2 separate regions of the Homo sapiens genome follow, and region 1 is linked to region 2. A link is an interaction called in ENCODE POLR2A ChIA-PET data of the cell type or tissue named here. Cell type or tissue: MCF 10A. All regions are shown on one strand. Each heading gives the region's core, and the rest is flanking DNA. Links, peaks and the distances in the headings are about the cores only.

Evidence for each region. ChIA-PET counts read pairs that join two places held together with the same protein. Peaks named below come from ENCODE experiments on the same cell type or tissue, not always from the same donor. Only the 100,000 strongest peaks of a DNase experiment are listed, where the experiment ranks them.
Region 1: POLR2A ChIA-PET joins it to region 2 with 5 read pairs; 9 of 35 experiments call an interaction of 5 or more read pairs at or near these places.

The regions. Positions count from the first base shown.
Region 1 is chr19:42,156,147-42,172,059 of GRCh38, forward strand. It overlaps POU2F2-AS2 (POU2F2 antisense RNA 2), which reads left to right. Exons shown (of 2, transcript NR_186341.1): 2 at 1-1,375. It also overlaps a transcript of POU2F2 not described here. Among named protein-coding and RNA genes, the nearest start is that of POU2F2-AS2, 12 kb to the left of the region's middle. RefSeq lists a silencer at 9,065-9,288. In MCF 10A, for the core only: no CTCF peak of the experiment used is centred there; no DNase peak of the experiment used is centred there.
Region 2 is chr19:42,091,974-42,107,886 of GRCh38, forward strand. POU2F2 (POU class 2 homeobox 2) reads right to left here. Exons shown (of 15, transcript NM_001394376.1): 6 at 7,743-7,848; 7 at 7,554-7,645; 8 at 4,109-4,270; 9 at 3,815-3,956; 10 at 3,572-3,720; 11 at 3,313-3,489; 12 at 1,856-1,922; 13 at 96-297. Among named protein-coding and RNA genes, the nearest start is that of ZNF574, 24 kb to the left of the region's middle. In MCF 10A, for the core only: no CTCF peak of the experiment used is centred there; a DNase peak (open chromatin) is centred at 8,478.

The sequences.
Region 1 (15,913 bases), core at 5,895-10,894, 64 kb after region 2:
CTGGGGCTCCATGCTTACCAGGATGGTGGGTACTTGACCTTCATTTGCTGTGGGACTGTCAGGGATTCCAGGGACCCACTGGTCCCCGAACTGGCTCAGAGATGCAAGCCATTTTTACCTCCTACACATCTATAATCCCCACCCCATGGCTGACAAATATTCCCAGTCCACAGCTGTCTCCACCCACCCAGTGACAGAGCACAGGCAGCCAAAAGGATCAAGCAATCTCTTGCCACCTCCCAGCACCCCAGAATGCTAAACAGACCCTCACATCTGGACTCCACATCCAGCGAGGAGTGCCCCTGCCCACCACCCAGATCACACAGCTGCCAGTTACAGACCACCCTATAGGTCCCACCACACGGCCATAGCCCACCAGCATCCCAGAGCTGCCTCTACACTAAAGCTCTGTCCCAGCCCAGCCATCCTTCAAGCCACATCTGGAATAGCACACACCCTATTCCACTAGCCAAAGCCCCCAGGGGTGTAATTCAGAAGGAGGCAGACTGGGCCTGGGGCATGTGGACAAGTCCCTGACACCACGCCCTGGCTTCTCCGGCTTGTCTGAAGAACCTGAACTGCCCTTAAGGCCTGCGCCTCCCATCCCAGGGCAGCCCCCCCGCCATACCTACACTCTTGGCCATGGGAGAATGTCCTCATGTGCGGCTAAACATCCTCCTCATGCAGCCTTGAATTCTGTTCCTTCCACGTCACCTCACCAGACCCAGGATGAAAGCCGCTCACCTAGAGCAAAGCTTCTGCTTCCGAGGCATTCAGGACTCCCCTCAGGGTGTGTGAGCACCCTGGGGCACATGCCTGTTGCTTATGTCTGGGTTACCTCTGTGACCCTGGGACCGCTCCACATTGAAGGCCGTTGTGTCTTTTTGTGGAAGGATGGAAGGACAGAAGGGAAGGAGAGACAAAGTGGTACCACAGCCCTGTTCTTGCCCTGGCACTTGGAGGGCACCAGATACCCAGGGGACTGTAGCTGGCTGTGAGGACTCTAAGGCCAGGCCAGCATACACAGTCCCCAATAGTGAGTAGGAGCCCAGTCAGTCCACACCCCTTCCCATCCACTCGAAATGTAACTTAGCCCTCGGCTTCTCCTTACCTTTCAGGAGTTCTCTCCTTACCCCCAAAGACTTCCTGAGGACCCCCTAGGCCAGCCAGCCTATCCCTCTCTCCCCTAACCCAGCATCCTGCAGTCCCCTGGTTCAGATTGGTGGTGTCTGTGCCTGAACCCCCACGAGCCTGAAAGCCCCTCAAAGGCCACATGGGTCTCCCGCCTCTCTGCATCTCCAGATGGTGGCACGAGGCCTAGCACACAAGGAATCCCAGAAAATGTTGGCTGAAGGAATAAATGGATGGATCTAGGTTTATGTGTCTGTTTGCTCACTTATTTATTCATTCAGCTCATGCTTGCTGAGCACTTACACTGTGCCAGGGACTGAGTATAGACAGATGTGTTAGACAAACAGAGAGGTCCCCTCACCCAGAGGCTTCTGAGAGCAGACATTAACCATATAGAATATAATCAGATACGGTGATAGTGCTCAGGAGGGAAAAGGAGGCATCATCCAGCCCATGGGTCAAGAAAGGCCCTCAGAGTTGAGGAGCCTTAGATGGGGAGCTGAGGAGGTAGAGAAGTGAAGCCAACCCAGAGTGGAGAGAAGGCCCTGCTGTGGGTGGGAGGAGATTTGGAGGAAGGGCCAGAAGGGAGAGGAGGAGGGGGAGTCACACGGGAGCATAGGCAGCAGAGGCCACCACAACCCCAGGGCTGGGAGGGGGTCTCTCACTCATCCTGGGGCTCCAGCTCCCACATAGAGCATTGAGGAGGCCTCCAGACATGTTTGGGGCATCACTCACCTTCCAAGTGTGGCTATAAAGGAAAGACAGAGCAGGTGAGGGCGATGTTTATTGTAGTTGTTGTTTCGTAACAAAACTATACACCTAAAAGAGTATGGCTTCCTTCAAAGATGTCTCCTCAGGAGGCCGAACTTTTTCTTGAACCACCTGATATTTTGGCAACAGCCTTCAAGGCCAGTTTACAAACTCCATCAGCAAAGCATCTCTCTAGTGTATAATCATCTCTAGTTTCTATTGAAAAACCAACAAGTGGCCCCAGTATTATCATTGCTAAATTCATCAGAGCTGCTGCTAAATCAGACTTCAGGTGGTCTCCGAAATCAAATTCACTCCCAAAGTGCAAAAATTTGCCACACTGTGGAGATACCAAAAACAATGGTGGGTTTTGGTGAGGTAAAAGAATGAGAGCTTTAAGGTCAGGCAAACCCAGGTTCAAATTCTAACTCTACTGCTTACATGTTGGGTGGCCTTAGGCAAGTTGCCTTCACGCTCTGTGCCTCAGTTTCTTTGTCTTGTAACAGGTGCCAACACCCACTTCACAGGGTTGCTGTGAGGATTAAAAGCAAAGTGCCCAGAACAGGCCCTTGCACAAAGGTGGCCCCTAATAAATATCAGTTTCCTCACTGGAATGTACCAGCCCTGTTACGTGTTACCAAGTCAGTCACCCACATGTCCATGAAATCATGGATATTTAATGAACATCTATTTGAAGACAAATAATTGAAATCATAGACCTAACAGTGACCTCTACCAACTGGAAACATAATTAAACCCCTCTGTTACTTCAGCCCAACTTTCAGACGTTCCTCAAAGCCAGTCTCTAGCTCCCAAACTAATTCTGCAACCTGGAAATTCCTTGACTCTCTTTTCGAGGATGTGAGGATTCCTGGAAAAACTGCAACTTCGGTTCCCTGGAGAAAGCACTCTAGAGAAATGACACATCCTGGAACAAACACTCTCAGCGATAACAGGGGTCCATGAATGAGCTTCAGGGGGTCTGTGATCATCCCAAAGTGTAGCACAACTGGGCAAATGTAGGTATGTGTTTTCCTGGGAGAAGCTCTATACTGTTGTGAAACTAGGTATCTATGGGCCAAAGGTTGCCTGAAATATGTTGTTTGGACCACGAGGAGATTTTGCAAGTTTTGCATTAGTTGCCAACATTTAAAGATTGGAAGACTTCACACACAAGTCTGGGTTCCTGGCTTCTCTTGAAAAATCAGAAACCCTGGCAAGTCAGGGTTGCATCTGTGCATGAGAACAGTCAGTGGAGCTAAAAAGCAGTCCCCCACCCCATGCATTTTTCAGTCCATCATAGTCCCTACAATGCTGGGTTGCAAACCCTGGGCTACAGCTTCCATCTGCTTCTTAAAATGAGACTGTGATTCCTGGTACAGCAAAGGACTCCTACCCAGGAGTCCTACAAGGGCACCCAAAGGCCTCCCTGGGGTCCTGAGACCTGTGGGTTAAGCTTCTCTGGTGGGAATAGGGGTGGCAGTAGAGGGCTGTCCCACCCCAGAAGCCCTGTCCACCCTCCTCCCTAGATGCTCATTGCCAGGGCCTCACCAAGCAAGCTGGAGCAAACACCAGGGCAAATGGCCAGAGCCCCTGCTTCCCACAGAGGTGAGCAGCAGGAGAACTATGGCTTCTACCTGGGAGTCTCAGTGGGCTTCAGGGAGGGGCTTCATAAAACCTTCTTTGTTCAGGGGAACGCTTCCAGCCATATTTTGAGCTCCCACTTCCTGCAGCCACACGATTTCAAGGAATAAGTACTTTCATCTTCACGCCACCTCCATGTGGTAAATGCTATTAATTACCCTCCTTTGACAGATGGGGAAACTGAGCCATGCCCAGGATCACTCAGCCACCTGGCTCTTCTTCCTCTATCTCCTTTTGCTCTCAGGATGGCACTTAAGGTGGGTTCTATTAGTATTCCCATTTACAGACAAGGAAATGGAAGCTCAAACTTTCCCAAGTCCCTCGAAGTCAGGAAAAGAGATTCGAACATAGGTGTGCTTGAACCCAAAGCTGTGATCTGAGCCACCGAGTTACCCCCATCTCTCTCCTACTGAGCCGTAACACTGATCAGCAGAAACACCCACAGTCATCAACACCAAGAACCACTGGTTTGGCCCGAAAGCCACAGGATGCATGGAGGGTGAGAACAAAGCAGTCAGATTCTAACCTCTGGGTGGGCAGAGTGGAGAAGGGCAGCAACACACCCAGGGTGAGGCCAGAGACGAGGATGGGAAAGCAGAGACTTCTGTGAGAAACCAGAAGGTGCATCAATAAGCAAAACTCTAAGGCCGTGGTCCTTACCTCTTGGGCAGACGCAGCGAAGCTAATACATTCAGGCCACCAACCCGGTCCAGTCGAGAACCTGGAGAGAGAGGAGAATGCAGTCAACATCCCGGAGAATTCCCCATCCTCATGCAGGATGATGCACTCCTCCAGTGGAGGAACCCTCCTCCTGTCACATCATCAGGAGCTGCAGTTGGCTAACTGTGGAGTCAGGTGCCTGGAACTCAGGTCCAGTCAGCCACTTGTTGCCTTCAGTAGTCACTTCTGGCCTCTGAGCCTCTGTGTCCCCAACTCATAAATGGGCATACTAGTGCCTGCCACTGTGGAACATCTGTTTTTCCCATCAGACTGGAAGCTTCTTAAAGTGCAGGGACTGTAACTGTGTCTTGAAGCTTTTGTGTTTGGCAGAGGGCCTGGCAAATTTGAGATGCTCAATTAGTGCATAACGGACGACGGAGTGAATGGATGGGTGGATGGAGGAATTAACTGATTAAATGGTGTATCTCAAAGGACTGCTACGAGGAACAAATGAGAAAGAAATTTGAAAAGGTTACTCATTATTAAGTTCCTATGTGCTCTGGGGAGATTAAAAATAAAAGTCATAATGATATTTCTGACTTGTACATTTGTCCATTCATTTGTGCATTTAGTTCATCAACAAATATTGAGATTTCTCTGGCTCTGAATCAAGTGTGGCAGGGGACAGAGATGAATTAGACAAGGTCTCTGCTCTATTACGGGGCTCACAGGCAAGTTGAGGAGACAGAAGGAAGAGCCAATGCCAACATGCTGGGGTAAGCAGAGGGTGCTGCGGGCATCCTGGGTGAGATCACAGAAGACTTAGGGAGGAAACAACACCCAAGCCAAACCTGGAAGACAAATTTTAATCAGAGAAAGAACCAGGTGCAAGGAACGAGAGAATGCCAGGACTTTGCCTGTCCAGGGTTCAGTAAGAAAAATGGGGAAAGACGAGGCTTCCAGATTGCAGGGGCTGCTCCCTGCAGGGCGTCAAGTGCCTGGTCCAAGCAGCCAGGGCTTCGTCAGAGAGGGAGAGGGATACAATCCAGTTTGCCTTTGGAAAGGTCCTTCTACCTCCTGTGTACAAGATGGAGAGAACAGAGAAGTAGGCAAGAGGTCAGGAGGCCCATCCCCAAAGAGGGTTTGCTGAGCCTCTCCACAGCCCTGTAGGAAGGAGGAGTGAGGAATTAAGGGAGGCACCAGAGTTCAAAAGGAGGAGGAGGAGAAAGAAAAAGATGGACTGAGAAGGAGGGGGAGAGAGAAAGAGAAGAGATGGGGAGAAATAGACAGAGAGGAATGAAGGGAGCGGGGGCAAAGAGACCAGGGAAAAGCCCAAACAAGAAGCAAAAGGGGGGTAAAAAGGGCCAAGGGTCTCCCCACTTCCTCCTCCATCTGTCCTGTCTCTCCCTGGGCCTTCATCTTCAGGGGCAGAAGGGGACCAGAACCCCTGGTCCCTGAGGGGAGGGAGGAGCTGGGGTTGCTCCCCGCTCAGGGGCTGCTTCCCCCCAGCCCCCGCCCTGGAGCTAATCAGCGGCTGTCATCTCCACAGTGAGGTCTTGGTTAAGGAGATTTAGGGCCGGGATCAATAGGAAATTTAAAAATCGATGCAGCGCGCAGGGCAAAATCGATGGCGTTTAATCGCCTTGCCGATTCCCAGTCAAAACAATTAGCCGCGCTGAGTGTTGAACACGGTGGCGACACGGCATTAACCGTCAATATTGGTGTAAGTGATGGGGTGGGCGAGGGAATCCCCAGGCCTCGGGGGGGCCAGAGTCAGACAGCGCCTTAGGGCTGGGGTCTTCCCCCAGGCAGTGCCCCCACCTTGGGCTTCCCTCCAGCAGGGCCCACACTTGAGTCTCCCTGCCCTCTGCTACCTGGGGCTGTGGTGCCCATAGGCAGCACCATCCCTGGCATATCTGCTTCCAACTCTCATCCCATCTCCCGGGTTCCCAAACCCCAATATGCCCTCCGACAGAGGGGAGAGGATCCCTCTCCCAAGCAGACAACACCTCCAAGTAGAGAGACAGTCCATGGGATCTAGGAGCTGTATTCCCAGCAGTGCCTTAAGACTGGGAGCTATTTAGAAGATGTCTTCCCCCATTGTACAGATGGGGACCCTGAGGAACAGAGAGGGGCAGCAGCTGGCCCACAGTTACCAGGCACAGGAAGAGTGGGAGCCAGAATTTGAACCTGATGTGTCTGACTCCAAAGCCTACATTTCCTGCAGCTGTGCACATAAAGGGTAGATTCCAGTGTTCACAGAGGGAAAGCAAGCTCAGGGTTTGGTCCTGGCCCCTCAAGTCTCCTCACAGCCAGTGTATATAATGGTTTGCTGTGTCCTGGGGTCAGTTTGCCATGTACATGGCAGACTGTGAGCTCCTTGAGGGCAAGGCAGGGCCTGGCTCCTTTGGGGGTCCGAAGCATTGCCCAGCACAGGGAATGACCCCAAGCCAGGGCTTGGGACAGGCCTAAGAATGATGACGCCACTTGCCCCCACAGACACAGAATGCCCACATACAACCCCACCGATAGACAGATGGAAACACTGGCACCCACAGACACATCAGTACTGGCATTTCCTGAGTGCTGGTCATGCACCAGGGGTGGGTCATTGCTCTGCAGGTGTGATCTCTCAGCATCTCACATTTGTTCGGCGAGTGTCATCCCATGACACTGCTGTGGAAAATGGAGGCTCAGACAGGTAAAGTCACTTGCTCAAGGTCACACAGCCAAGTGGGGGCACCTCTATCTGATTGGACTCCGAGGGGCATGGGACATACAGCAAACAAGATCTAACGACTATGAGCAAGAGAGGTGGATGCAAGGAGAAGGTACAGGAACTGGGCACCTAAACAGAGAACCAGGAATGGCCCACAAAGGGCCATGGGGCTCCCGGTTCTGGGGTGCTGTGTTGGGAGAGAGAGGCTTCTGTGGCCACCTGCTCCCTGGAGCAGAAGAACAGGAGGGAGTGTGTGGGCAGAGGAGGAGGCCCACGAGATGAGCCAGGGATTGATCTGACAAGGTCCTAATCAAATGGTCAATATCACTGACCTGACCACTTAACCTATTGATAAGCTGGCAAGGATGGAGCAGGCGGTGAGTGGGCTCAGGGAGGGGGGCAGCGGAAGGGATGAGGGAAGCCTGAGTGGGCAGGACATAGGCCGGCATCACGCCTGGCTCTGGGGCCTGGAAGAGGGTGGTCTCCTCCTCAAGGGCCCCTGCTGACACGGCACATGTCTTATGTCTTGGTGGCTTCCTCTACCCAGGCTTTTCTCTCCTCTCGGGATCCCTCAGTCCCTCCCTGAGGGAGGCCAGGGACTGTTGCTGGCACCCAAGTGGTCCCCGGCTCCCCTCTGACTGTGCCTTAGCTTTTCACACATGTGAGAGGCTTCACATCCAAGCCTCAATGTCTTCATTTGTAAACTGGGGATAATTATAATAGGGGAAATCAAAAACCAACCTAGATATCATATGAGTGGGGACTGGTACAATAAATGATAGTATAGTGGCCATACAAAGAAGGACTGTAGAGTTGTTGAAAACATGTTTGAAATAAATTTTTTTTTACACTTCTCTCAGCTCATACCATGAAATAAAATCATTGACAACGAAACCATGTTCATAATCTGTTGTTAGGAAGAAGAAAAGGCAAGTTATAAACAAGTATGTAGCATATCATCCCGTTTTTACAAAATACACATCCAGATGGTTCCCCCACCAAAAATAAATAAATTTGGAACAGAAATCAGAATTCTGAGTTTGGACCAGTCTGGCCAACATGGTGAAACTCCATCTCTACTAAAAATACAAATATTAGCCGGGTGTGGTGGTGCGCCTGTAATCCCAGCTACTCAGGAGGCTGAGGCAGGAGAATCTCTTGAACCCAGGAGGTGGAGGTTGCAGTGAGCTGAGATTGCGCCACTGCACTCCAGCCTGGACGACACACTGACATTCTGTCTCAAAAAAAAAAAAAAAAAGGCCAGGCATAGTGGCTCATGCCTGTAATCCCAACACTTTGGGAGGCCAAGGCAGGCGGATCACCTGAGGTCAGGAGTTTGAAACCCCATCTCTACTAAAAATACAAAAATAGTTAGCTAGGCGTGGCAGCAGACACCTGTAATCCCAGCTACTTGGGAGGCTGAGGCAGGAGAATCGCTTGAACCTGGGAGGCAGAGGTTGCAGTAAGCCGAGATCATGCCATTGCACTTCAGCTCAGGTGACAGTGCGAGACTCTGTCTCAAAAAAAAAAAAAATCTGAGTTTGGGTCCCAGGTATCTAAATTTTAATAAATTATTTGGGTAAACTCATAGCCATAATCTCCTTTGGAGAAAAAAAAAAAGCTAAGACAGTCAGGGTGCAATGGCTCACACCTGTAATCCCAGCACTTTGGGAGGCCGAGGTGGGCGGATCCCTTGAGCCCAGGAGTACAAGACCAGCCTGGGCAACATAGCAAGACTCTGTCTCTACAAAAAATACAAAAATTAGCTGGGTGTGGTGGCGCATACCTACAGTCTCAGCTACTCGGGAGGCTGAGATGGGAGGATCACTTAAGCCTCAGAGGTAGAGGCTGCAGTGAGCTGAGATCTCTCCACTGCACTCCAGCCTGGGTGACAGGCTATCTCAAAAAAAAAAAAAAAGACAGATAGCAAAAGGTAATGTCCTTTTTGTTGTTCGTTTAACTAGATTATCATGGTCATTTTCTTCTCATCTCATTGAATTTCTGTTTTCTGTTATTTCTACAATGAACATGTGTCACACCATTTGTCTGTAATTGACAGACTGTGGCTAGGTACTTAGTGGAGGCACCTCTAGTGCTGTTTCTCTGCTTCCCTCTCCCTTTCCCAGCCAGGCTTGTCTTATGTCTTCCCTTATGTCCAAACCCAGCAGAGTTCAGTGCCCTCAAGAATGTGAATGAATTTGAAGTCTGCTGAATGGAGAAGAGCTCACTCCTCTGGCTTCTGCTCTCAATAGAGTGGGCGGGGTAGTACCAAGCCAAATACAGTCCCCTGTCCCCTCTTCAGGAAACTGGCTGAGGGCTTACAGACAGGAGGAACTGCTGGAGGGAAAACGAAGACCCAGAGGGAGGGAAGGGATTTTCCCAGAGCTACTCAACTGGTCATGACACAGCTGGGACCAGAAGCTGGGGATCTGGGCTCCTGGATCAGAGTAGTGCCATCCAACTACTGGGAGGGGGACAACTGCAAGAACAAGTGTGCATGCAGACTCCTGAGATAATGTGCACTTCTGTGGGGCAGAAGAGCACAGTGGGTAAACATGGGGTCGGCCACTTCCTCACTGTGTGGCCCTGGGCAAGTCACTTCACCTCTCTGAGCCTCAGTTTGCTCAAACATAGCATGAAGATAATAATAACAGCTGCCTCATTTTGCTGGTGTGAGAAGCCAACAAGACCGTGCTTATAGGGAACTTAGCAAAAGGCCTTACACACAAAAAAGGGGCAATGAGTGGGAGAAATTAATACTATTACCATCAGCAGCCATAAATGCTGTGAGTAGTAAGTGAAGGTGGTGGGTAGGTAAGGGAGAAGGTTTGTCTTGGTAACCTGAGCAAATGAACAAATGCAATGAAGACACTCAGCTAAATATATTCCTTTGTTCATTCATTCATTCATTCAGTAAGCATTTCCTGAGGCCAATTCTAGGCCAGATCCCATGCTGGGCCCTGCAATCCAGATATGAACAATGAGAGCTCCCATTAGGTTGGTAAAGGGGAATTAAGGATGGCTGGGGATGGCCCCTTATCTCTGACAGTTGCTGCCGCAATGGCCCCCAAACTATCTCTTGGGCCTTCTGCAGAAAAGGATCGAGCACAGGAGCACAAGCTCCCCATCACCTGACTGGTGTGACACTTTGGGTATGTGTGTGCACACACTGGAATAGTAAGCTCTGTGCAGATGGACTATGTTCACTTTTGTCATTCACAGCACTGGGCACCAGGTCTCATGCTCTGGGGACACTCTATGCTCAGAGTTTTTTTTTTTCCTCCGTTTTTTAAAATGAACAACAAAAAAAAGTTCAAAGCACCTTGCACAATGCCTAACACCTGGCAGGTACTCAATAAATAGCAGCTATTATTAGCGTCATCATCACACGTGCCACTGCTCTTCATCCCAACAAAAACCTTATTTTGCCAACAAGGAAACTCGAGGCTTAAAAGGAGTGATGTGACTCAAAGCCGGGTGTGTCTGACTCCACAGTCTGTGGTCTCCCCTCCTTTGTGTCTGGGGGCAGGGGCCATCAGAGTGTATGCTGGAGGTGAAGGAGGGGAAGGGCAGCAGTGTGCGTCAGGGGGTGAGCAGATCTGACAATGGGAGTAAGGAGGAGTTGATTGGAGTGAGGGGAGGGTCGTGAGGGAGATGAGGGTGCAGGATGGGAGCATACAGGCCCAGGATGATGATGGTTTTGGAGTCTGGCTGCTCTGAGGCTCAGGTAGGAGGTGGACTCACTTGCCAATGTACCCCTCCAGCACTGGTAAGTGCTCACCCTGAAGGTGAGCTCTGCCACCCTTGTCTGACACAGCAGACGTCTACCTCCACCATTATATTGGGCAAGCAGGTGATATATTGGGCAAGTAGGTGATATATTGGGCAAGTAGGTGACAGGGGATCCGGCTTCAGTTCATTTGACAAAACATTCAATGAGCACTTATCGTGTTCTGGGCACTGTGCTACACACTAGGGATACAACTATGAACAACACAAAGTCCCTGCCATCGTGGAATCCACCTTCTAGTGGAGGAAGAGATATGATACACAAGAAAATATATTTAAGACCTAAGAAGGAAAATAAAGCAGGGAGAAAGTGGCTTACAAGATGCTGCTATTGGCCAGGCACAGTGGCTCATGCCTGTAATCCCAGCACTTTGGGAGGCCGTGGCGGGCAGATCACCTGAAGTCAGGAGTTCGAGACCAGCCTGGCCAACATCATGAAACCCCGTCTCTACAAAAATACAAAAATTAGGTAGGCATGGTGGCGTGCGCCTGTAGTCCCAGCTACTCAAGAGGCTGAGGCACAAGAATCGCTTGAACCTCAGAGGCAGAGGTTGCAGTGGGCTGAGATTGCACCACTGCACTCCAGCCTGGGCAACAGAGCAACACTCTGTCCCCCCAAACTCCAAAAAAAAAAAAAAGCTGCTATTTTAAACATAAAGGAAAAGCCTATCAGAGAAGGTAGATTTTGACAGCTTTCCTGGCAAAGGAAACAGCAAGTGCAAAGGCCCTGGGTCAGGAACAAGGTTTAAGGAACAGCAAGAAGGCCAGAATGGCTTGAGCTTCCAGAGCCAGGAGGGAGGGAGTAAAAGTTGAATAGACAGACAGGCGCTAGCTCATACAGGGTTTGCAAGCCAAGAAAGATGTTCTAAGTGTGATGGGAGAAATGACAGGCTCTCTCTGTGGCAGGTGAGGGTTGGTCTCACCCTCACAAAACCAGGCTCCAGCCTCACCCATTGCCCATATTGCCTATGGGGCCTTCTGACCCATTCATTCTCCAAGAACAAGCCCAAGAAGCCCTCAGTAAGCCCTCGGAGTCCCTTGACAGGGCTTTGTCAGGGTCAACCTCCCCAGACTGAGGACTACTCTAGAACATGGAAAGATCTGCCTCATCTGGGTGACTGGGCATGCAGCTCAGGCCTGGCCACAGGAGGCTCAGAAATCAATAGAACGTCAGTAGAAAGTAAGGGTGACTATAGCTCCTGACCTCCATTCCCTAGCAAATCTCCATTTGGGGGCAAGTCGTAGCAGTGGCCAAGATATGGGGCTGGGAGCAAGGGGAAGGTAGTTCTGTACCACCTCCCTCACCAGACCTTGGCCAGGGTTCCCAGACTGGACAGGTAGAGCAGAAGTCCTTGTGACTGGTGGCCTGCTCACTGGATCCCTTCCTCCAGGGGCTACCCATCCTGTCCTGTCCCCACACGAGGCTCAGAGAGATCAGACTTGGTACCTGGCTCACATGCTCTGTCTAGTCCCTCTCAAAACTGTTTTGTGGTTATGTGGTGCGCCCTGAATAAATCCCAAGCCTCACAGTGCTTCCCAGTCATGTAAAGTCTCCTCTCAGTCCTCCTGAAGGTCCCGTGACCCTGGGCCTCACATGATTGCTGGGAACAGTCTAGGCTTGTTCACATGTCCATGCCCTTGCCCAGGCAAGCATCTCCATTTAGACAGTCTTCTGCCTTCTTCTCTGCACCTTATCACCCTCTCCATGTCTCCTCCTTGGTGAATCTTCCTGGGCTCCCCACTCAGCACTGCCCCAGAATGCTTTGTGCACCTCATCCAGAGCCCAGAATCTGGGCCCCAGGTGAAAGGATCCCATTTCCCACCTAGGGACATGCCAGAGGAGTTTTCTAGAGGGAAAAGTGCGGCATAGTGGGGTAAGGGTAGGGGCATCTGAGTGCTGCATTATTTATGCCTGTGTGGGCTCTGTGAGTTTCAGGAGGGATATGTGTACACATTTAGAATCTGTGTGTTGTGCCTGATGTCAAGCTTAAATGTCACTTCCTCAGAGATGTTACACCTAGCCTACCAATCTAAACCAGGTTCTTCCGTGATGCCCTCCTGTAGCCCCTTTTTCCTCTCCTTACCAGGTGTATTTATAACTAACTATACACTGAGGTCTGATCAGTGCCAGTCCTGTTGGCTTGGAGCTCTTAGAGAGCAAGGCCCAGGTCTGTCTCGTAAACCACTGTTTCCTCAGCTTCTAAGACAGGGCCTGACTCCTATAGAGGCTCAGTACCTATGTGATGAGTTAATTAATTCTATACACATTTTCACACTTGAACATCTACCTATTTTGTTTTGCTTTAGGGGGATGAGGCTAGCCTGGGGGGTGTTTGTGTGCTATAACTCAGGGCATGGCCCTTTCGGTCACCACGTGTGGCCTCCCTGTGGGATTTCTGAATGTGGCCTGTGTGCACCCACAGGCATATAGGCTGGGATGCTGCCATGTTTTAGTATTTCTATTCGTACATTTTCTATTGAAAAACAAATCTCCACACGAGGAGCACCCTGGTGTTTTGGTGTCTGTCTTGCCCTGAGAGGTCTCAGCACCTATGTGCCTGCACAGACATCTGGGTTTTCATACCTGTGTCTGAGTATGTGTTTACCCCTGTTTCCAAACCTGGTGTGTCCATTTTGGCATCTCTGTGGACAAATATACAAACGTCTATGTGCATCTGCAGGGTTTAGCATCTATGAATTTTCTTAGGGAATCTCTGACCAAAAGTATGGGTATCTGGCTCCCAGGACCCAAGGGTGCACATGGCTACCATGTGTTTCAGAATCTGTGTATGTCTCTTGCAGGATCATTGCATGTGTCTGCATGCTTATGTATTTCAGTATTTGCCTTGTGCATCCGTTCAAGACTTACGTGGCCTCTCTAGTTTGGCGAATGAGTGCGCGCACACGTGTGTGTGTGCGTGTGTGTGTGTGTCGGGGTGATATAAACACATGTGCGTGTGTACCTGTGTGTCTTTCTTCCCCTCGCTGCTGCGCCTTCCCAGTCTGGATGAGTACCTTTTCTCTGTCTCTCTCTCTCTCACACACACACCCTTGCTCATATGTGCCTTGCAGATGGGGAGGGGGCCGGGGTGTCAGCGAGCTCCTGTGTCACAAGGTTAATTTCTCCACAGCCAGGCAGGCTGGGCCCTGAGGGGAGTGGTGGGGGAGGGGCTGGTCCCCACAGCCCCTCTGATAAATATGTATTTGGGGCTGCTGTGCTCAAAGGTCATGGGGGGAAAAGGAGGAGGAGGGGTGGTCTGCACTGTGCTGTGCTGCTGGGTCCCAGCCAGGCTCAGCATGGGTTGTGTGACCCCCCTCCAGAGGTCTGATGAGATTCAGGGAGATGCCCCCCTCATCCTGGTCTGGCCCACTCCACCCACATCCATGCTCCGAGGGAGATGCTGCTGTGGACACACAGATATTCAAACTCTGAAACAGGCAATCACACAAGCCCACACCCGCCGACACCTAGACAGAGGCTCAAACAGATGCACAAAGACGGCCTCATGGGCCACCAGATACATGGAAGGCTCAGAGTGCAGAGCCAGACCCATCGCTTCTTCCCCACCCCAACCTTCAACCCAACGCCAAAAAAAAAAAAAAAATGCTCAAGAGTGCATAGTGTCTCACAGTAAGAAAGCTTTCTACACATTCAATAGACGCAAACACACACACGGACCCAAAAATGCAGAGTCCAACAAGAAAGGTCCCTGAACACTTTGTGGGTGGGCATGTACACATAGACGCACAAGCAAACACATACACAAAGGCACATACATAGATGCACACCAGGAGTCCCAAAGATACAAAGTTCTACGAAGGTAGGCACATGCTGACAACTGCAGATAAATGTATGAACACACATGCACACAAACATGCACACATACAAAGACCCCAAGACACACACGGCAGGCAGGATGCATGGTGGATCCAGGCTGGGAAACCCACCCTGCTGCAACAGAGCCGGATCTGGCCCTTTCCCCGCTGAGGCGAGAATGGCTGCCTGGTCTCTGGTCATGGGCCCCCAGCCAGCTTCAGCCAAATGCGCCATCATTTGTCCAGCTCTGAGTCACATCAGTTGTCGAGCCTCCCCTCCTCGCTGACCAGCCATCTCGGCCATCAGCGGCCTCGGCCATTAGTCGGCTCCTGCCTCTGGCCTGCATTTGTTGAATCTCCCTTACCTGGCAGAACCGTCCGGACCAATGGAACCCTTTTGGAGTCGGCCTGACCTTTTCCTCAAGGGATTCCGATGTACCCTGTTGTATGACCCTCGGCCCATGCCTCAGGGCGACCCTCCCCTCAGCACACTGCTCAGGCTGTCATTCTTCAATGACCGCTGGCCACAGTAGTTCTGGTGGATTGTGAGGCTGTGTGTTTGAGTATGTGTGGAAGTCCGCTTGTAGGTATATGTGTATGGGTGGTGGGATGGCTATAGCTGTGCTTTAAGTCAAAATGAGTGTGTGTGTGTATGCGTGTGTGTCTGTGTCTGTGTGTGAATAAGGGGATAGGAAGTCAGCAGCTGTGCTTAAAGTCAGAGTGCCTGAGTATATGGTTGTATATATGGGGAGATGGAATGTCAGGGGCTGCGCTTCGTGTGTGTGTGTGTGTGTGTGTGTGTGTGTGTGTGTGTGCACTTTAATGCAGGAGTGACTTGGTGTATTGGCCTGGGCTTGGCGTGGGGGGCCATGAGGGGCCGTGTCTGTTTTGGGCATGGGGGGCAGTGCGGTACAGGCATCTGTTTCTCAAGCAGTTGTGAGCAAGTGGAATGTGCCTCTCTCAGACTCCGTTGCTTGTGTTTGTGAAAGTGACAGATGCTGCCTCCCTGGCCTCACTGCGGCGGATTAAGTCTGTGAATGCCACATGAGTCTGCACCCCGGGTGGGGGAGGGTCCCCAGTCTGCTCTTATACTTGCGTGTGTGGGCCACAGCCCTATACTTTATAGGATCCTGAGAGTGTGGACTAAAGTAACCCCCAACCTTGTTGGTTTCTGTGAGGGAGACCCTGAATGGATGCCAGAATAAAGGTCCCTGTGTGTGTGTGCACAAGCACACTCATGCTCATAGACAAGTCCGTATTGTCCAAAGTACGTTGTCACGAGATGCATGTGTATATGTGTATGTGTGTGTGATTGCAGGCATAATAGCTCCCCGCTGCCAGCCAGATCAAGTTCCAACTTCTCAGAGCAGCAGCTGAGCCTCCACAGACAGGGCCTTGCAACAT
Region 2 (15,913 bases), core at 5,598-10,597:
CAGGGACCTGCCAACATAACTGGGGTGCCGCTCCCCACCCTAGAAGCAGCAGCGACCCTGCTTCTCCCCACAGCTTCCCACGTGCACCCACTTACCCCGTGCTGGGGTTCAGGCCTGACAAGCCGATAGCCGAGTGGCTGCCTTGAGGGCTGGGGTTTGTGCTGTTGGTGGTGGCCGGGGGTGGGGGAGTGACAGAGGGGATGGAATTGAGGGGGGGCGCAGCCCCGCCCCCGCCCCCACCCCCTCCAGCTGTCCGGCTGGGGTGGAGCGTCCCCACAGCTGAGGATAAGGTAGTAACTGCCAGAGAGAGACAGAAAGATGGGGTCTTCAGCTTCCACTCGTCCCCCACTGAGGAACCTGGGGTCAGCTCCTACTTGTCCTCCCGCCCAGCTCACGCAGCATCTCCTCAGTCAGAACAGCCTTAGACCTCCCTGCCCTCTCTTCCCAGAGTCATTTCCCTGTGCCTCTGCCATGGTGACCCCTGTCATAACAATGGAAGTCAGAGCAGGTGCTTCCTGCTGAGCCCTGGCACTCTACACTCCCTGCCCTGAACCACTTTTTTACCGACTAGAAACGGGGGTGCCCAGGAGACAAAGCCCTATGGCTCCCTCTAGGGGCTGGGGAGGGGCGAAGGGTGCCAGGCACACTGCCACATCTGAGGGATGGGCAACCTGGCAGGGGCTGAGGGCCCAGACTCAGCCAGACTGCTGGGGTAGAAACTCCTGGCTCTGTCTCATCCCAGTGGTGCCCTTGGGTGAGTGCCTTAACCTCTCTGACCTTCAGATCCCTTGTCTGGAAAATGGGGATAATAATAGACCCTATCTCATAAAATGAGTTTGAGAATTAAGTCAGTCAATGCAGTTTAGAAAGAGTTTAGTACAGTGCCAGGCAAGCACTTACTACTTTATAAATCTCCACTTACTATTTTCTAGCCTGGGGAGGGGCAACGTGTTGTTTTATGTGTATATATATTATGTGTATATATATTATGCATATATATATTATGTGTGTGTGTATATATATATATATATATATATTTTTTTTTTTTTTTTTTTTGAGATGGAATCTCACTCTGTCACCAGGCTAGAGTGCAGTGGTGTGATCTCAGTTCACTGCAACCTCCTCCTCCCGGATTCAAGTGATTCTCCTGCCTCAGCCTCCCGAGTAGCTGGGATTACAGACACACGCCACCACGCCCAGCTAATTTTTGTATTTTTAGTAGAGACAGGGCTTACCATGTTGGCCAGGCTGGTCTCGAACTCCTGACCTCAGGTGATCCACATGCCTTGGCCTCCCAAAGAGCAGGGATTATAGGCATAAGCCACCACACCCAGCGAATTTTATATTATTATTATATATATGGTGTATAACCATACATATAAACCTACCGTGTCCCAGGAAGAGGGAGGGGAACTCTGGATACAAGACTATGTATGTATGCATGTATGTGTGTATATGTACATACACATACACTCTTACATACATGTATTTATATCTTTTTATGTTTTACACATTCATAATAATTTAATAAAAACTGAGGCTTAGAAGGATAAAATAAGTGCTTGAATTCACACAGCTTAAAAATGACAGAGGCCAGGCACAAAACTCAAGTGCCTCACCTTTTACCAGGCCCATGCTTTTCTCATATGAAATCGTGAAGCAGATTAAAGCTGAGTTGCTCCTGCAGAGGAGGGGTGAGTCCTACCCTCTTCCCACTGTCTCTCCCATTCCCCCACCCACACTCCCCAGGCCCAGTCTTGAGGCCCATGGACACCCAGAGCCACTTGGGAACCTCAGGCTCCAGCCTGTGCCACATCCTCCCAGTCCCCCCTCACCATTTTCTGCCCTCCCTGACCTGTTGTGCTCAGACTGCTGGAAGCTTGGGACAACGGTAAGGTCCCCGCGCCCCCTTGGGGTGTGACCTGAGGAGAGAAGAAAGGAGGTGTGGTTAGCCACTGTCTGCCAGCAGCCCCCGTGATGCTCCCTGTAGGACCCCACTCCTCCGTCCCAGGATGGGGGCAGGGGGCTTTGGCACAATGCTGCATTTGTATTATTCCACATGCTTTCTTCACACTTGCCCTAGCTGATCCTGAGCCACAAGCAGGAAGGGCTAATTCTCCATTGAGAACACTCCCCACCTCTCTTCTGACACCGCCCCATCTGGCTAGTCTTTGCAGGGTTGTGTCCTGTCTGAAGTGACTGCACCGGAAGAGTGGCTGCTCCACATGCTCCTGATATTGTTGGTTCTGCAAAACTAAAACTCTTTTCCCTGGACAAGCAAACACCACCCTTTTACCAGTGGGGTTGGCAAGCAATGCAGGAGAGACTGTTCAAAGTGACCCAGGCAGGGAAAGAGCAGATCTAAAGTGCGAGGCTAAATGGATGCATATCTTTGCATCGGGGTGTTGAGATGTCATATTACTTGATTTTCTGGGACCATCAGCTTCCTTCTTGGCCACCCCACCTCCAGTCTCACCTTTGCATCAGCCCCAGAAACCTCACTAAATGTGACTCTCTCCTTCCCCAGCTCAAAACCACTCCTTACCTCCTCACTGCCCATGGTTCAAGTTCCAGCTCTTCACTGTAAAACTTGGGGTACATGCCCCCACTCCTTCCCCAACCTCATTCATATAAACTGCAGCACCAACCACACTAAATTGCACTGGAGTTTCTCAAATTGGGCTGGGCACACCCTGGCTTCTAGGCCTTAGTACACACTGGTCCAGGAAGGCTCTTTGCCTTCTTGTGGCTGGCTAACTCTCCCTTGTCCTTTAGAACTCAGTTCAGACAGTGCCTCCTTCACACCGATGGGGGCAGGGGCTCCTCTCTGGAGCATCACAGCTCTTCCCAGAAATGGAAATAAAAGGATGGGATAAAGGATGTCCCAGCTGTGTCTGATATCAAGTGGGCCTGTGTATAGCTGTGGACCTGAGAGTACACCCATGGGTGTGACAATTTCCCCGAACGGCAAATAAGTGCCTCTCCCTGCCTCTGTGTGGTTGTGAGCCTGTGTGTTCTAACCTGGACCACGTCCCTGGACATATATCCCTTCCTGTGTGGCTATGGCACTGTGATAACTCTGTGTCTGGCTATGTCGGTGTGTATCTAGGGGTGCTTGTATCCCCCATGTAAGACCACAGTTCCCTGGAAACCGTCCCTGTGTAACTGTGCCCATCTACGTGATGGCCTGTCTCCAAGAGTGACTCTTCTTGTCTCTGTTCTAGGCTCTGTGGACAACCAGGTAGGGTGGGCTTCACACAGGTGCCTGCGGAGCTCTGTGGTCTCCCCACCCCCCAGGCGGGCTCTTGGTACCATATGGGGGCTGTAGCTGGCCGGCTTCCCTGGGCTGGGCAGCATGGGGGCCGCACTGCAGGGGTTGATGCGTTTCTCCTTCTGGCGCCGGTTGCAGAACCAGACGCGGATCACTTCCTTCTCCATGTGCAGCTGCTCGGCGATCAGCAGGATCTCCTCTGAGGTAGGCTTCTGGTTCTGCAGGCAGAGGGCTCGTTAGCCCGAGGCCCACCGCCCGCCACCCCTCAGGTGAGGGCCACCCAGGAGAGGGGGGCCTCACCGCTAGAAAACTCTTCTCTAAGGCGAAGCGGACGTTTGTCTCGATGCTGGTCCTCTTCTTGCGTCTCCGGCCGGGCAGGCCGTCGAAACCCAGGCTGGGGCTGCTCAGCTGGTTGGGGCTGGGCAGGCTTGAGTCCACAGACATAGTCTCTGTGCGCCGGGGGAGACGTGAGCATGAGAAGGGGCCTCCCGCGGCCAGCGGCCACTGCCCGCCCCCTACGCGGGAACCCCAGCCTGGTCCCACCTGCATCGTTGAGCCACTTCTCCAGGAGGGGCTTGAGTTTGCACATGTTCTTGAAGCTCAGGTTGAGGGCCTCGAAGCGGGAAATGGTCGTCTGGCTGAAGTCGTTGCCGTAGAGCTTGCCCATGGCCAGGCCCACATCACCCTGGGCCAGTGGGGCGGGGAAGGGCCCGAAGTCAGGGTGGGGCCTTCCGGCACTGGGCCCGCTCCGCCCGCCCACTGGCCACGCCCCTCGCGGCATCTATCAACTGGCCACGCCCCCACGCCCACCGCCCAGCCTGCAAGGTGCCTCCAGACCTGCGTGAAGCCCAGCTTGATGCGGCGTTGCTTGAAGGTGCGGGCGAATTGCTCCAGCTCCTCCAGATCACTGGGCTCCTCGGGGTGGGATGGTGGCTCCAAGCATTTGGGGGGCTGCGGGTGCGAGAGGTGCGGGTCGGGCAGCGTAGGGCGGGTCACGGCCTGGTGGGGTGGGCAGGTGGGTGGGATGCAGGGCGGAGGACCAGGATGGGGCTCAGCGATGGGTGCACAGTCCCCCTCCCGCCCTCTTCGCCCCTGCGTTCCATCCGCCGCCTGCAGACTCCCCCCGCCTTCCTCCACAAGCACCGTCAATCCCTTTAAAGGTCCCTCCACATGCACTGTTAATCCCTTTAAAGGTCCGACTCTGCTGCCCTACATGGGTTTCCTCATTGCCTGGGACTCTCTGCACTGTCCCTTCACGCCTGCGAACTCCCAGAAGGAGCAGCCAGCTTTTTGTGCCAGGGCTCTTTCCCTGGAGCTGGAGGCAGTGGTTCATCCTCATCTCAACCTGGGAATCAGGGACTGGCCCTGCCACCAAATCACTGCTTAGCCCAGGCCTCACTTTCCCCCTCTGCAGGATGGGAACAATCACTGCTGTTCTGTCTACCCAGTGGGGCTGTTGAGAGAATCGGGTTAAAAATGAGTAGGTCGTGCAGACCCATGGACTGTACAATGCCAAGAGTGAACCCTAATGTCAGCTATGAACTTTGGGTAATAGTGATGTGTCAATGTAGGTTCATCACCTGTTACGCTTGTACCACTCTGGTTGGGGATGTAGATGATGCAGGAAGCTGTGCATGTGTAGGGGCAGAGATAGATGGGATATCTCTATATCTTCCACTCAGTTTTGCTGTGAATCTAAAACAGCTCTTAAGAAATTAAGTCCTAAGCAATGAGTAGATTGCAAATAAAGTAAAAGTTAAGAAAAAAAAAAAAGGACTGGGAGGGCAATTAGAGAGATTTACAAAAAAGCAACAGCTCTATCTGGGATTCTTCATTGCCCTAACAATAAAGGATATGAAGCAGGTGGTGGGTACAGGGATGTTTGTCGCTCAGGTCCTTTATCCATTATTCTCCAAAATGCTGGGGCAGATGTTTAGGAATTTTTCAGTTTTTTTTTTTTTTTTTTTTTTGAGATGGAGTTTCACCCTTGTTGCCTAGGCTGGAATGCAATGGTGCGATCTTGGCTCACCATAACCTCTGCCTCCTGGGTTCAAGTGATACTCCTGCCTCAGCCTCCCGAGTAGCTGGGATTATAGGCATACGCCACCACACCCGGCTAATTTTGTATTTTTAGTAGAGATGGGGTTTCTTCATGTTGGTCAGGCTGGTCTCGAACTCCCGACCTCAGGTGATCCACCCGCTTTGGCCTCCCAAAGTGCTGGGATTACAGGGGTGACCACTGCGCCCTGCCTTTTTTTTTTTTTTTGGTATAAATTTAAGGACAGCCGAGTGCAATGGCTCACACCTGTAATCCCAATACTTTAGGAAGCCAAAGTGGGAGGATCGCTTGAGCACAGGAATTTGAGACTAGCCTGGGCAACATGGCGAAACCCTATCTCTACAAAAATTTTAAAAATTAACCAAGCATGTGGGGCGTGACTGTAGTACCAGCAACTCAGGAGGGCTGGGGACTGCTTCACTTGAGCCCAGGAGGCTGAGGCTGCAGTAAGCTGTGATCACACCACTGCACTCCAGCCTGGGTGACAGAGTAAGACCCTGTCTCAAACAAAAAACAAAATGTTAAAAGATACAAGTGCAATTTTGTTACACAAATGTATTGTGTAGTGATGAAGCGTAGGCTTTTAGTGTATCCATCACCCAAACAGTGTACATTGTACCCATTAAGTAATTTCTCATCATCCACCCACTCTCACCCCTCTCAGGTTTTGTTGTTGTTGTTGTTTTAGAGACCAGTCTTGCTATGTTGCCCAGGCTGGCCTCAAACTCCTGGGCTCAAGTGATCCTCTTGCCTCAGGCTCACAAGTAGCTGAGACTATAGGCATGCACCACCGTGCCTGTTTCAGTTTTCAGAAAACCTACATAGGCAGCCAGGCACAGTGGCTCATGCCTGTAATCCGAGCACTTTAGGAGGCCGAGGCAGGTGGATCACCTGAAGTCAGGAGTTCGAGACCAGCCTGGCCAACATGGTGAAACCCCATCTCTATTAAAAATACAAAAATTAGCTGGGTGTGGTGGCGCATGCTTGTAATCCCAGCTACTTGGGAGGCTGAGGTAGGAGAATCGCTTGAACCTGGGAGGCAGAGGGTGCAGTGAACTGATATTGAGCCAATGCACTCCAGCCTGGGCAACAGAGCGAGACTCCATCTCAAAAAAAAAAAAAAAAACAAAAAGAAAGAAAGCCTACATAGGATGTATATCATAGATAATGTGGCCCGGCCCCCACCCCCACTAGGGTCAAGAATATTACTCCTTAATCAGATACAGTAACAGTTTTGCAGCAGCAAAAATGCCATACCAAGAGGGACAAAGAAAAGTCATACACTGGCTTATATCATGGCAGGGCAGGTTTTGCAGTCAAATGAGTTCTCATGCCAATGGTGGAAGAACAACTTGACTTTCTGAGCATTTGGGATTTCAGAACTGCAGTTAAGACCTGTATTAGTCTCTAACTCTTCAGTCAGTCCTTCTGAAATAGTTCACATATATTTTTTTAAAGGGCTATAAAAAATGGGTAGAAAAAAACTTTGAAATTCATAAAAGGTAGTGAAAATTATCATTAAAGTCTAGAACTCAGGCAGCAAACTGAAAGAAAGGCCTCGGGGTCCAGGTGCCAAGGTGGCCTGGAGAGCTGGCACCCTCTCTAAGGGGCCTCTGCTCCTGCCAGTGGCCAGGCCAACTGCTCACTGCGCCAAGCCACCACGTAGACACAGGTACAGCCCTGCCAGATTTTCTGGTTTATCAAGAGGAGCTGGAAATGTGGTGCTTTCTGGGAATTTAGTTGACAATGACCAAATAAAAGACACCTGTGGGCCTTGTTTTCAGTCTCCAGTCTGGGAAGTGGATGTGAAATAATCACCTAACGAATGCCTTGTTCAGAGAATCCTCCGTTGCAGTGCTGGAAGAGGCCCGAGGCATTTGCAGCCTAAAGGCTTGCAGCCCCTTGCAATTTTGTGTGTTTTTACACATGAGCATTTTGGGGGAATGGGGATCAGATCTAAATCTTTCATCATATTCTCAAAGGAGCTCATGTACTAGAAAGGGTTAAGAACCACTTGTCTGGGCCAGCTCCCCTCATTCTATAGAGGAAGAGGCTGACCCAGACAGGGAGATGGGCTTGCCTGAGGTCTCACAGCAAATCACTGGCAGAGTGTGGCTGGGTCAAATGGAAAGGAGACTCTCACTCATCCCCCACCCCCGTTTACCCAGCTTTCAGCAGGCCTTGCTGCTGGCCTGGCCTGGTGCACTCAATGGACAGTCTCACCTGTGTGGGAAGCCCGGCCCGGGGCTGGGAGGTCAGAAGAGCTCCCTGGGTTTGCTGAGGTAGCTGGAATAGATTTGGTGTCGGTAGCAGGCCTGGAAAGACAAGGGGAAATACACAGGGTGAGGGGGAGGGGAAGGTGAGGAAGTTCTGTGGAGGCGTCAGGGAGGCCATCTGGGGTGGGGGCCTTACCTGGCTGGCTCTGCTGGGCCTGCGGTAGCAGGAACTGAGCAGGTGGCTGGAGGTGGTGGCCTGGCACAAGCACCAGCTGCTGGAGCTGGAGGAGCTGCTGTATGTCCTGGCAGGGAGTGGGGTGGACAGAAAGATAGCCTGAGTCCTGGCTGGGTTTCATCCTCTCTGCATCACCTGAACCTTGAGGGGCTGAAACCAGGAAGCTGCTCCACATGGCGATCTGGCACTGGGCAGTGAGGGATCGTCCACTCGGTCTCTGAATGGCATCCCTGAGCTAAGGGCACCCAGAGGCTTCTCTCTACCATGGGGTACCAGAGAGTCCCAACTGGGCAGTCCTGGGAGGGCTCACTCTTTATTTACCCTTTCTTTCTTTTTTTTTTTTTTTTTTTTTTTTTTTTTTGAGTCTCGCTCTGTCGCCCAGGCTGGAGTGCAGTGGTGTGATCTCGGCTCACTGAAATCTCCGCCTCCTGGGTTCACGCCATTCTCCTACCTCAGCCTCCCAAGTAGCTGGGACTACAGGTGCCCGCCACCACTCCCAGCTAATTTTTTGTATTTTTAGTAGAGACAGTTTCACCATGATAGCCAGGATGGTCTCAATCTCCTGACCTTGTGATCTGTCCGCCTTGGCCTCCCAAAGTGCTGGGATTACAGGCGTGAGTCACCGAACCCGGCTACCCTTTCTTTCTTGATGAAATATTTTCCTTGTTTTAACATTTCCGCAGAACAAATAGAATCATTTAAAAATGTAAGCCAGGCCGGGTGTGGTGACTCATGCCTGTAATCCCAGCAATTTGGGAGGCTGAGGCAGGCGGACACACCTGAGGCCAGGCGTTTAACACCAGCCTGGCCAACATGGCAAAATCTCGTCTCTACTAAAAATACAAAATTAGCCAGGTGTGGTGGTACACGCCTGTAGTCCCAGCTACTCCGGAGGCTGATGCAGGAGAATTGCTTGAACCTAGGAGGCATAGGTTGCAGTGAGCCGAGATCACGCCCCTTCACTCCAACCTGGGTGACAGAGCAAGACTCTGTCTCAAAAATAAATAAATAAATAATAAAATTGTAAACCAGACCAGGTCTTTCCTCCTTTAAAAACACTCCTGGCTGGGCACGGTGGCTCACACCTGTAATCCCAGCAATTTGGGAGGCCGAGCCAGGCGGATCACGAGGTCAGGAGATCGAGACCATCCTGGCTAACACAGTGAAACCCTGTCTCTACTAAAAATACAAACAATTAGCCAGGCATGGTGGCACACACTTGTAGTCCCAGCTACTCAGGAGGCTGAGGCAGGAGAATCGCTTGAACCCGGAGGCGGAGATTGCAATGAGCTGAGATCATGCCACTGTGTCTCTGCACTGCAGCCTGGGTGACAGAGCAAGACTCTGTCTCAAAAAACACAACAAAACAAACAAACAAAAAACACTCCCAAGGCAAATGATTTCATGTCTGGAATTAGCTTTAAAATACTCCAGCAAATAGTGTAAATTAGTACAACCACTCCGGGAAGCTCTTTAGCACTGTTATAGGTTGCAGTGTCTCCCCCCACTCCCTGCCACCCCCCAAAAAGGTAAGTTGGAATCCTAACCCCCAGAACCTCAGAGATTAACCCTATTTGGAGATAGGGTCTTTGGCAGATGATCAAGTTAAAATGAGGTCATTAGGGTGGGCTCTAATCCTATATGACTTGTGTCCTTATAAAAAGGGCAAATTTGGACATAGACATGGATAACGGGAAGATGATGTGAAGAGACACAGGGAAAAGACAGCCACGTGCAAGCCAAGGAGAGAGGCCTGGAACAGATCTCTCCATCACAGCCCTCAGAAGGGACAGATCCTTCCCTCACAACCCTGCTGACAGCTTGATTTCTGACTTCCAGCCTCAGAACTGTGAGGCAATATATTTACCTCAAGTCACCCAGTTTGTGGTTCTTTGTTTTGGCAGCCCTAGCAAACTAATATAGGCGCTATCTAAGAAAACTGGCTGGGCTTGGTGGCTCATGCCTGTAATCCCAGCACTTTGGGAGGCTGAGGCGGGAGGATCACGAGGTCAGGAGTTTGAGACCAGCCTGGCCAACATAGTGGAACCCCGTCTCTACTAAAAACACAAAAAATTAGCTGGGCATGGTGGTGGGTGCCTGTAATCCCAGCTGCTTGGGAGGCTGAGGCAGGAGAATCGCTTGAAGCCGGGAGGCGGAGGTTGCAGTGAGTTCAGATTGCGCCACTGCACTCCAGCTCGGGCAACAGTATGAGACTCCATCTCAAAAAAAAAAAAAAAAGAAAGCTGAACATACACCACCCTTAGGACCCAGCAACTCCACTCCTGCATGTAACCCACCATACATGTGTATGTGTTTACCACAAGACATGTACTACAATGTTCACGTGGACCATTTGAAATAGGCAGGACTTGAAGATAGCCCAAGCGCGCACAACAGTAGAATGGGTAAAGAAACTGTTTCAGTGGAAGCTACAGCAATGAGAATGAGCAGTCCACAAGTCATGGTTACATGCCACAACGTAGACTTCCCAAACATAATCAGTGAGAGAGCTAGTCATGACAGAGAACATCCTGTACGATTCTAATGGTTGAAGTTTGGGGAGTAAAGACTGAAAAGGGACACCAGGGGGCTTCTGGGAGCTGGCCACATTATTTCTAGATCTGGGTACCAGTTCCATGGGTGTGCTCACAGCTGTATACCTATGATTTGTGCACCTTTATATATGCATTATATTTTAATAAAAGTATTTTTTAAGACAGGGCCAGGCACAGTGGTATGTGCCTGTAATCCCAGCACCTTGGGTGGTTGAGGCAGGAGGACTGCTTGAGGCCAGGAGTTCAAGACCAGCCTGGGCAACATAGTGAGACCCCCATCTCAAAAAAAAAAAAATCTTGTTTGTATAGTGGTGAGTAAAAAATAAAGTAAAATAAAGGGAAAAAAGGGGGGATGAGGTAGGGAAAGAGGGAGGGGAAAAAAAATCCAATCCTCCACCCACCAAAAAAAGTGAGGGGTTTAGATGAAATCCTATTTGCCAATAGGAAGGGCAAAATGTTGATATCTATTGAGCTTGGTGAAGAGTATGTGGGGTTCATGACATAATTCTCTCTACTTTTACGTTTAAACATTTCTGAAAGAAAAAGCAAAACCGCTTTACACACACAATCCAATGGCTTCTCATAGCCCTCAACAATGCAAACAAAACCCCTCACCTGCCTACAAGTCCCTTTATACTGAGGCCTGTGTTCATCTCCCTGCTCATCTCCCACTGCCCTATCCCTCCTTGGCTGTGCTCCAGCCATTTAGCCCTTTTCTGTTTTTTTTTTTCAAATGCACCAAGCTTGTTCCTGCCTCAGGGCCTTTATACATGCCGTTCCCTCTCCTGGGCAGTTCTACTTCTGACACTAATGCCTGGATCCTAACACAAAGTCACCCTCTCAGAGATGCCCTCTTTGACCACCCAGTCTATACCAGCCCCTGGCCTGGCCTCCCCTTATCACCCCATTTCATCTCCCTCACAAGGCTTAACACCATCTCCAGGCATCGCTCCTCCTGTTTACTCATTCATGACATGCCCCTCTCACTGGAACGTCAGCTCCATGAGAGCATGATCTTGACTGTTTCAGTCACTGCTGTATCCTCAGTGCCTAGAACAGCACCTGGCACCCAGTAGGTGTTCCACATAGATATGTTAATGAACCAAGACTGATGCTTCATCATTTACTTGGCAAATTTTATGTAAAGTTGAAAGCTATAACATGTTACTTACAATTTTTTCCTTCTGGGAAATTGTGGGGGTTGGCACATGCCCCTCAATTCTTCCCAATGCTATTATTCCTAAAGACCAATTTGATGTGCCAGGAAGTGAACAAACTGGGAAAATATATAAGCAATTCAACAGAAGGGGCTCGTTTCTTTTTTTTTTTTTTTTTTTTTTTGAGATGGAGTCTCACTCTGTTGCCCAGGCTGGAGTGCAGTGGCACCATCTCGGCTCACTGCAAGCTCCGCCTCCCAGGTTCACGCCATTCTCCTGCCTCAGCCTCCCAAGTAGCTGGGACTACAGGCGCCCGCCACCACGCCTGGCTAATTTTTTTGTATTTTTATTAGAGACGAGGTTTCACCGTGTTAGCCAGGATGGTCTCGATCTCCTGACCTCGTGATCCGCCTGCCTCGGCCTCCCAAAGAGCTGGGATTACAGGCATGAGCCACCCTGCCCAGGCCAGAAGGGGCTCATTTCTTTAATATACAAAGAGAGATTTTGCAAATAACTCTATATAATTAAAGAAGAAGAAAAAAGTAGTGATTACAAATCCATAAGTAAAAAACTGACAACCCAGTAGTAATGTGGCTGACAGACAGGTCTGGAGAGTGCCCAGTGAAATTAATGTGAACAGCTCTGGATGGAAATACACTCAGATTCACTCGCAATAAGATAAACACGACTGCAATTGCACTGAGATATCATTTTTACCTCTCAGATCACCAAATATAAAAATAGTGTGTAATACCACATTGGGGAGTGTGGGGAAACACACATTCTTGTACATGCTGGTGAGAGGGTGATTTGGCAATGTCTATCAAAATTACAACTGCACACAGCCTTCAACTCAGCCATTCTACTGCTAAAAATTTATCTATTCTCACTCTAGAAGGCTGGGAATGGCCTTCTAGAGAGGTGCAAAATGACCTCTCTAGAAGGCTATTCCCAGCAGCAAGTGGCATTCTGGCAAAAGAGTAGAAGGTAGCTGAGCATGCAGCAAGACAGGATGGGTTGGATGAATGAGGGCAGAGCTCTACAGTGGAATACTATGCAGTCACCAGCAAGAATGAGGAGTCTCTTTGTGTCCTGACATGGAACAATCTGCAGGATGTCCTGTTGAGTGGAAAGCTCAAGAGGCAGAACAGAGGGTATGAGGTGGTACTGTTTGTGTCACACACAAAAAAAGAGTATATCTGGATATTTGCTTGGGTATGCATAGTTGATGTCTGGAAAACCATACCAGAAGGCCACGCTGTAAATCCATTCATACCTCTGGGATTTGAAACATGTACCTGGTCTGAGTAAATAAATATCCCAGTGTCTCACCCCCACCCACCCAAACAGTCACTGCTGATCAACATCCCTGCTTTTCGACAGCTGAACACTATTCCCTGACCCCCTGGGGGTGCCTCTGCTTATTCCGTGTATGGCAGTGGACTGGGTACTCCTGTGCTCCTGACCTCTCTAACTCTTGCTGCTAATCATCTCAGAATCCAGCTTAAGGGTTCTGAAGTCCTAGCACTCTATCCTGTGAAACAATGTCCACCCTGCCTTCCCTTTCCCAGCTACCCCCAGCCCAGTAACACCTCCATGGTCACCTCCCTCCAGATGTGGATCAACTGTGAAGCGGGCAACACTTATGCTTCAGGGCCCCCCATTTACAGTGAACCCTTTCAAGGCCCCATACCTAATTTTTGTTTCAAACATTGTCTTTTTCTTTCAAAGGGACTCCAAGTTGCATAATCTTTTGGCCCCACAAAACGAGACCCACCTGCCCTGTGCTACACGTCTCCCAAGTCAATGCATTTGCTTATGTGTACTTTTCCTCTGCCAGACTGACTCTAGCAGACCAGAGGCATATCTTATTCTTCGTATATCCCTAACTCATATCGGAACCTGGTAAGCCCCCATTAAATGCCCACTGAATTGAATCTAATGAATAAGACTAGAAATCAAGTCTTATTACCAGCATTTTTCTGATTTCCTATAACCCTTAGCTTGTTGATTAAAGTATTTGTTAACTCCTGTTCCTCCCTAGCATGACTCTCAATGAAAATTCCCCTTTCCTCCAGAAGCCTAGAGAGGTGTCTGTGGGTTTCGTTCTGAATCACCAGCGAGAGGAAAGAATGGGGAAAGTGCATCCCAGTTTGCAGAAGGTCTCATGGTGAGAAGTTCAGATGGGAAACATTTAATCACATCCCTGTCTAGTTTCTCAGACCAGAGACTTAGGGGTCAGCCTTAATCCCACCTTCCCTTCCTCTCCCCATCCATCCAATCCATCTGCAATGCAAGTCTTCCCAGTTCCCTCTACATCTCTTCCTGTCCACAGTGACTGTCCTGGTCCAAACCACCATCCTTCTACCCCAGACCATCCATTCGCCCCCAGGCAGGCAGAGAGGGGTCTAAAACAATAGAGGTCTAAATGTTTTTGTGCCCTGAATTCTTCAGCATCTGAAAAAAAAAAAAACCTATTGCCCTCTTCTCAGAATTAAAAACACATAACATATGATATATAGGATCTTTCTTTTTTCTTTCTTTCTTTCTTTCTTTCTTTCTTTCTTTCTTTCTTTCTTTCTTTCTTCTTTCTTTCTTTTTCTTTCTTTTCTTTCTTTCCCTTCTCTCTCTCTCTTTCTTTCTTTTTTGAGATGAGATGGAGTCTCCCTCTGTCACCCTGGCTGGAGTACAGTGGCTCAGTCTTGCTTGGCTCACTGCAACCTCTGCCTCCCGGGTTCAAGCAATTATCCTGCCTCAGACTTCCAAGTAGCTGAGGCTACAGGTGCACCCACCATGCCCATGCCCAGCTAATTTTTGTATTTTTAGTAGAGAAGGGGTTTCACCATGTTGGCTAGGCTGGTCTCAAACTCCCGACCTCAGATGATCCACCCACCTCGTCCTCTCAAAGTGCTGGGGTCACAGGTGTGAGCCACCATGTCCAGCCAGATATATAGAATTTCAAATGAAATCAATCACATAATTATAGTCATCATCACTAGGGACTCCAAAGGGAGGGAGAAGGGCAAAGGCTGAAAAACTTCCTACTGGGTACTGTGTTCACTACTGGGTGACAGGAACAATTATACCCCAAACCTCAGCATCCATGCAATATAACCCTTGTAACATACCTACACATGTATCCCTGAATCTAAAATAAAAACTGGCTGGGCACAGTGGCTCATGCCTATAATCCCAGCACTTTGGGAGGCTAGATGTGAGAATCTTTTGAGCCCAGGAGTTTGAGACCAGCCTGGGCAAGATGGCAAGACCCTGTCTCTACAAAAAGAAAAAAACAAGAAGGAGGAAGAGGAGAAGGAGGAAGAGGAGGAGGAGGAGGAAGAGGAGGAGGAGGAGAAGGAGGAGGAGGAGGAGCAGGAGGAGAAGGAGAAGGAGAAGGAGGAGAAGGAAAATTAGCCAGGCATGGTGGTGCATGCCTGTGGTCCCAGCTACTCAGGATGCTGAGGTGGGAGGATCCCTTGAACCCAGGAGTTTGAGGTGGCAGTAAGCTATGATCACACCATGGCACTGCAGCCTAGGCAACAAAGGGAGACACCCGTCTCCAAAAAACAAAATAAAATAAAATAAATTAATTAAAATTTGGCTGGGTGCGGTGGCTCATGCCTGTAATCCCAGCATTTTGGAAGGCCAAGGCGGGCGAATCACTTGAGTTCAGGAGTTTGAGACCAGCCTGGCCAACATGGTGGAACCCCATCTCTACCAAAAAAATACAGAAAAAAAATTAGCCAGGTGTGGTGGCGGGCGCCTGTAGTTGCAGCTACATGGGAGGCTGAGGAAGGAGAATCACTTGAACCCAGGAGGCAGAGGTTGCAGTGAGCTGAGATCACACCACTGCACTCCAGCTCGAGCAACAGAGTGAGACTCCGTCTCAAAAAAAATTAATTAATTAAAATTTAAAAAAATATAGGCATCAAACATATTTTGAGTGGTCATAAAATCATTTATGGGTTTCTTTATTAGCACACTAAGTAACAAGATCCAGCAATAGATCTGATGACTACTGTAATTTCAAAGCAATCATGAGTGAAAACAGTGTTTTGAGAGATCTGCAACAACTATAAGAGAATTTGAAAATCTGCGTACATTCTCTTGGTGACAAAGTCTCAGTACCGCTAATACTACTGTTGTCTGTTGTCTATATTCATGATAGAGGGACATGCTATGGTTTGGTCAGAAGATAGTAAAAATTGAGATGTAATTTTTTTCCCATCCAAGTTCATGGACTCTGAATTCTATGCACAGACTCTTCTAGGGGTGGTCTATGGAGTCCAAGTCCCTGTTTTAAAATATAAATTAAGCCATAAGGCCTCTACTGATTTTCATCACATTTGTGGTATAATCCAGATCCAGGCTATGGTCCTGCATGGCCTGCCCACCACCCCCGCTTACCTCTCCTTCCTTG